2 separate regions of the Homo sapiens genome follow, and region 1 is linked to region 2. The links are chromatin contacts, found by Hi-C or POLR2A ChIA-PET in ENCODE. All regions are on one chromosome and are shown on one strand. The core of a region is the stretch at or near the end of the contact, and the rest is flanking DNA. Distances in the headings are between cores, read along the strand shown.

Region 1 (3,393 bases), core at 391-2,890, 390 kb before region 2:
TAGTCACAGATCACAAAATAAATTAGTAAATTGAGCAACAAGGCTTCCCATTTGCAAAACCCCAACGTTCAAAGTAATCATCTATGCTTAAATTCACAAATCCTTAAAAATGTAATAATTTCCCTGTCAACTAACAAAAATAACAGTGCTACAGCATTCATTTAGAACTCCCTGTATGCTAAAGGCCATGGCTGTGTTTGAATTTGGAATTTTAATATTTAATAAATGAATGGATTTTATAGGTAAATTTTCCTGACACCTTCGCCTCCTTCAAATATTTAGGACACATGATAAAGATGGGGGAGAAATTGAGGGGAGGTATCCGATAATTCAGCAGATTGACTAGTGCTCAAGTACACTCAAAGTTCAATAGACACTGGAATAATGTCACATTTAAGGTCTCTCAAGGCATGAGAGAGTTTAGCTTAGCTACTTGAGCCAACGTGATAGCCCAAGCAGGCTTGCCCCCTCATCACTGTCACTCAAGACAAAAACTGCAATGCTTAGAGATGGCAAGCTCATACCAAATGCTACAAAAATTTTCAAACTCAAAATATTATTGCTCTGTAATAGAGGCTGGAGTGACTCACAAAGACACTAACATTCTCAGTTTAGAGTAGAAAACTTGATCAAGGACTTCGGAGGAAAGCCTATCTTATTGGGAATATGCAATAGTTTTTCTGTCTGCACAGTGCTCCAGGCGAGGTCTCATCTCACAGTGGCCTTAAGGAGAAATAAAGGAGATGAGTCACCACCACTGGGATTTTAACTGGCACCCTGGGAAACAGGTTTGCAAATGCTGAAACCAAAGCTCCAGAACTTCATTTCTTTCTTAAAAAAAAAAAAAAAAAAAAGACTGGCGGGTTGGGGTGGGGGTGGTGGGGCTCTCGAGTGGAATCAAATCCAGGCTGTTGTGGTAAGAAAGCCCATGACAAACCTTTGGCCCACCTAAGATGAGTTAATTATAATATACAGTAGTAAAAAGTACAAAAGCCCTGGGTTTGCCCCAGGCTATGCAATATCTTTATCAACATCACTGCAGCATGAAATGCACAACTTTGAGTCTGTAATAATGGTATCAGGTAGCCAATTAAATGTAATGGGAAGAGGAAGCTAAACAAAACATAGAGGGCAGGGAGGAGAAAAGCTAATACCCAAACTACTTCAAAATATCCAAGTTATTCTGTTTCAACCAAATCACTGAACACTAGAAGCAGGTCAACACTGAACTTCATCTACTGAAATTCAAACATCAGACCAAACTATTTTTATTGTACTTAATTTCTACCAATAGTTGTGAAACAGCAAACATGCTATAGGGAACATGGTACATGATCTAATAAATATAATACAGTGGCTGCAATAAGCACAAGTGAGACTAACTAGCTCATGGTTTTACTGGTAACTAGTTTGTTTTTAATAACCACAAGTTTAAAATATAACTTAGTGTTGATTTTTTTAAAGCTCTCAAAGGTAAATATAAGTAAATAAACAAATAAATGAACAGATAATAAATCATAGCAACAATATAACTCTAGGAGAGAAAAACTTGTCTAGTGAGATATTTTATGTGTCATAAAAACAAAGATGAAAAGTACTATTACTTGAGGTTGAAACACATTGTTTCTGAAAATATAATGTGACTCCACGTGACCTCTACTACCGTGTGCAAACAAGAAAAAACAAAGCAAAAACAAAAAATTCCTATCTGATTCATCATAACACATTCCTTCCTGATGCTAATCTCATCTCTTCACTGTGCTACTCCGCAATAATAGTGGTCATCTAAGTCCTGTTAATCCTTTTAGCAAGCACTAATAATTATGCATTAGTACAAATAACATTGAAGCCTTTTTTCAAATAATTACATATATAATGAATGTATCTTTTAAAAGTTGTTTACAGCTAATTAACCAATGAATAATTGTTTTCTCTTCCTGAACAGGGAAAGCTTATCTTAGAGTCACAGTTAAAAATGCTTTTTTTCCAGTTTTACAGATGTTGTTAGCAATTAAAACTGTTAAAACACTATTAAAAAGAACTCCTTGTATTAAAGGGCTTACTCATCCCAGTTGTTGTGGTTTCTCAACTACTGCATCTTTTAAAATCATTTCCAGTTTGAAAGGGCACTGGTGGCTCCAAACCCAACAGACCTCTTTGTAAATAGTTCAGATCCTTCAGTATCACAACACAGTTTGCTTGTTGCTATATGACTAGTTTAATTGTGGGCTGTAATAAAGGTCATAATTAATATCCCAACACAGACACTAACAAACAATTTTAAATTGCCAGCATAATCAAATGATGCAAACATCTATGAGCTACAAAAGTTCATTGCCGCAACTGACAATTTCTTAATTGTATTCAGTCATTCATGGAAATTTTATTAACATCGAACTGATGTATCCTGCCCTTACTCTGTCACAACACCAGGGATCTAATTTCATTATTTTCCACAAGATTTGCTTGACTACTGCCATGATTCTAATATTGCTTTAGTCCAGATGTTTATGCTATTTAAATTAGGAAGAAAAGCCTTTTGGGTAAACACAATTAAAGAAGTTTTTTTTCAAATTTAGTTTAACAAACTTCTTTTAATTAATGCATATAGCTGCAATGTTGAGGCTTTTTCACTGATTTTATGTTCATTTCCTACTGTGTGCAACATATATTGAGTGTACAGCTACAGCTAAATATAACCAACCACCTTTTAATTTTTCACTTACTTCTGAGTGCTCATTAAGGTGAAAAATAGAAGCACATGACTGCACTTTTAACTTTAATCAATCTCAGGTGTGTGTGTGTGTGAATGTGCATATGTGTGTGTCTGTATGCACAAGTTGCATCCATGGAGACATACAGGTCACAAATACACAGAAATACCTATATATAAAACTCTAGATAAATCTATCTGATATTTGGTCACCTTAAAAATTCCCCTTTTTATTCATTTTTTTTTTTGCAAAATAATCCCATAGTAATAAGTGTATTTAGCAACTCCCAGTAGTCTAAAATCGAATGATGTTTTCAATGCATTGAGAAGTCTTAGGAAAAAAACAGTAACAAAAAACAAAAAACTCTGTTAATGGATTACTGATGCAATTTGTTTTCATGAGAGGAGCTTCTGCCATCTCATAGGAGCTTAGTTCTAATAAATAAATAAGATCTTTGTTCTCTTAGGTAATCATTTTCATTCATTGGCTTCCTTATTTAAGTGATTATAATAGCTCAGAAATACTGGCAGGCTGTTTAATAGTGGAAAGCTAATACATTTACATCACTTTTGAAAAAAGTGTTACGGTCAAAATGCCTATGTGTAGCAAATGGATATTGTACTACTCTTAGAATAACATTATTTATAAACAATATTAAATTATTAAATCGACATCCAAG
Region 2 (3,369 bases), core at 590-3,089:
AATTCACAGATAAATTATAAAGTGCTTGAAGTAAGGGACTATATGTTCTCTTAATCTTTGTGTTGATCCCACTTTTGCACAGCCTCTACTTTATTCTTATAGGAAAACATGTAGCATGGCCGTCCTTAATTACCGAGTTGCAAAATAAAGCAGGTGTTATGTCCTGCCCCTGCAGAGATCCTCAAACCTTAGCATGCATCAGAATCACCTGGAGAGCTTGTTAAAACGCAGACTGCTGAGCCCTATTGCCAGTGTTTGGGATTCCCGAGGTTTGAAATAGGGGCCTGTAGGGAATGAGAAACATCTTTCTTTCCTGTTGCTAGATTCCTGTTTGAGTCCCTTATAAGAAAAGACAGATTAATAAGAGAAAAGCGTGCAAATTTATTTAAGTTTTATGTGGCATGGGAGCCTTCAGAGATGAAGCCCAAAGAAACAGGAAAACCTGTGCATTTTTAGAAGGAACAGTGGACAGTTGTGGGGAAGTACGGTTGGACAAAGCATGGTCTAATGGTAATAAACTGGGGTAAGTTGTCAAAGGTCTTTTTGTTCAGATTCTTTTCTATGTCTCCGTTTCTTTAGAGATAAGGATATTTCTTTCCTGTGGGTATAGGAAGAGCACCTCTGGATTGAGGATCCAATGACCCGCCTCAGGGAAGAAGGATGGGAGAAGGTCAGAGAGTGATCTTAGGTTTTGTTGTTTTCTCAAATGTCAAGGGGCCATATTTTGGGGTAGCATATCCTGAACCCCATCAGCGGTGAAAACTTGTATTTCTACATAGTTCCCAGGTGATGCTGTTGCTAGGTTCTAGGATCACGTTTTGAGAACCACTGCTTTAATGTAATTTATATCTAACCACTGCTCCAGCATTCTTTTCTGTAAGCATCCAGAATGCTGTGACAAATTCTTGTCAAACTTTAAGAATCTTCAGGATGTCAAATTCTGTCTTGAGGTCAATAAAGATGGGTAGGGGACGAAATAATCTTTGCTCAACCTTTGGCACATTACAATGATGTTTTTCAAATAGTAGGGCTCAAACGTGATGCATTGGAAAATTGGAAAATTGGAAAATCAAATAATCATATGGTAAATATTTTAGTAGGTTTCTTATTTAATCAACTCTTAATAAGATGGGATGGATAACATTCCTGAGTTAGAAAAACATATTGCAAGCGCTGTCAGAGGAAAATTAAGTTCAAGTCCATCAGCAATCTTTACTCATGTTTTGCTTTATATATTTGTGAGTGCCGTACACAGAACTGAGTCCAGTGTTGACTTGAGTCTAATCAATACACATATACGTATACATGTGTGTGCCTCAAATATATCTGATTGAACTTAGTAAGCCACAGAACTGTAATATATATGATATAATCAATGTGTTATACATTATATTACAATAATTATACACAAAATAATACATTATTCTGTATGTTAAGGGAGAGAGGACAACAGCAAAGAAGACAGAGTGCTACAACGTCCAGGCTGTAAAAGTCATTTTATTCTGGAGGAAATGCAACACCAAAGTTGTAACAGTCTTTCAATAAAGTAAAACAGAATCATCGAAAGGGCTCCTGGGACAATTGAGGCTAGAATGATCTTGGTCAGTCAGTCCTGTGGACTTGAGGGCAATCTTCCCTCCCACTACCGGTTGGGGAGCCCTGATGTCGCCTCCCGCAGAGCGCCACTTGGCCTGGCCTGCGCTTCACCTTCATTTCCGCCCGCGGAATCCTCCAGGATCTTCCCGCCAAGGCTGGGGTTTCCGCTCCGCGGCGTCCGAGCGCCAGCGGACTGCGCATGTGCAGGACCCAGCAGGTCTAGAGCTTTTCTGTGTTTCTCCGGACTTCGAGCCATGGCGGTGACGGAAGCGAGCCTGTTGCGCCAGTGCCCCCTGCTTCTGCCCCAGAACCGGTCGAAAACCGTGTATGAGGGATTCATCTCGGCTCAGGTACCCGCCCAGTGGTTGCTTTCTAGCTAAGAGAGCCTCTTGCAGCGTAGCTGCGCGGAGAAGTCTGTGACGGGCTAGGAGGTTAGGGGCCCAGACTTGTGGGGATTGAGAGGGGCGGCGCGTAACGGCTCTTGGGAGACTAAAGGTTTGAGAAGCGCCGCTGTCGCCGCCACCCCGGTGGTCGCCGCGCTGGATGGGGAGCGAGGAGGCGCGCGGCGTGGAGCGGGGCTGGGGCCACGCCTCCTCTCTCCCTAGCCCTTCCCCGAGTTTGGCTTCCTTCTTCGTTCAGTGTCCCGCAATTGACTGTTTTTTAATTTTTTTTTTGTAAATTTTGCCTTAACTCGATTTTAACACCCTCCACCTCCACGGATGTTGATGAGTTCACTCGGGAATCTGGGCTAATTATTTTCGTGTTTCCTGTAGAAAGAACATTTGGGAAGAAAACCTTATTTTGGCCCTTTGCCAAGTCGTATGTACCTGTACACCCACAGTTACAATATCTTCTAGGAGAAGCATGACAGCAATGGAATTAATTAACTTTGCTGATTCCAGTGGCCTCTCATATGGAGTTTATTACACATACTAACACATGTGTAGGGTTTTGAAGTTTACAAAGCGCTTTCCAGGTAAATAGTTCACTTAATCCTCAGCCCTTTGAGGCAGAAATTTTTAAAAGAATCATCATTCCCATTTTCTAGTTGAAGAAATCAAGGTATGGGAAACCGGAGACGTTATTTGCTGATGATCACATCAGAATCCCTTAAACGCAGGCTGTGTGATTTCAGTCCTGGATTTTTTTCTCTTTACATTGCACCAGGATACCTTAGGTTAGGAGTGTAGACTTTTCCTTTCTGACCATTACACTCAACCTTGTGCCCACTTCCCCACCATCACGCATAGTCTTTGAGTATATGTGGAATTACCATATGACCATCACAGAAAGTAGAGGTTAAAAATTCATTATTCCATATGGAAAAAAGTTAATCCACCTTTCCCTCTCCAATTAGAAGTATTCTTCTTGAATTACCTAGCTGAAAATATGATTCTCTTGTAGACAACATTTAGAAAAGTTGAAAAATTTTAAGTTACTTTTTTTTTTTTTTTTTTACAGGAAGCATGTTATACCTAATTTTAGGCAAAATACTGTTATGTATGTCTATATCTGCTAAGGCCTTTTAGGAAACAAGTACACCCATTAGAATTGAGATTAGATGAAAGTTTCTTTTATGACCATTGCTATAGCTAGAATTCCAATTTGTACCTGCCTTAGCAGTTTATTTAAATCTTAAACATTTTACGTGTCTAAAAATATTTTGTATATATTTTAAATTTACAGAAAAGTAGCAAGGATATACAGTACAAGTAATTCCAGTATACCCTTTACCTAGATTCACCAGTTTACATTTTCTCCATTTTACTGATC

What was found. A loop is a pair of places that touch in the nucleus more often than their neighbours do. ChIA-PET counts read pairs that join two places held with the same protein, here RNA polymerase II (POLR2A).
Region 1: a loop to region 2 is called in a map of endothelial cell of umbilical vein, with 2.4 times the contacts of the local background. The contact joins the enhancer-like site here to the promoter of FANCL in region 2. A Hi-C loop is called at or near these places in 1 of 168 maps with a recorded cell type or tissue (endothelial cell of umbilical vein). POLR2A ChIA-PET finds 5 or more read pairs at or near these places in 1 of 52 experiments (OCI-LY7).

The regions. Positions count from the first base shown.
Region 1 is chr2:58,632,503-58,635,895 of GRCh38, reverse strand. The region is part of intron 1 of LINC01122 (long intergenic non-protein coding RNA 1122); the gene reads right to left. Among named protein-coding and RNA genes, the nearest start is that of LINC01122, 110 kb to the right of the region's middle. RefSeq lists an enhancer at 1,357-3,034. Within about 2 kb of position 1,640, at least 6 of the 41 ENCODE cell types and tissues checked have a DNase peak (open chromatin) inside an H3K27ac peak, as active enhancers do; they include endothelial cell of umbilical vein, where a contact is called at or near this core.
Region 2 is chr2:58,239,795-58,243,163 of GRCh38, reverse strand. FANCL (FA complementation group L) reads left to right here and starts at 1,839. Exons shown (of 14, transcript NM_018062.4): 1 at 1,839-1,946. The coding sequence starts at 1,851. RefSeq lists an enhancer at 1,492-1,651 and a silencer at 2,192-2,241.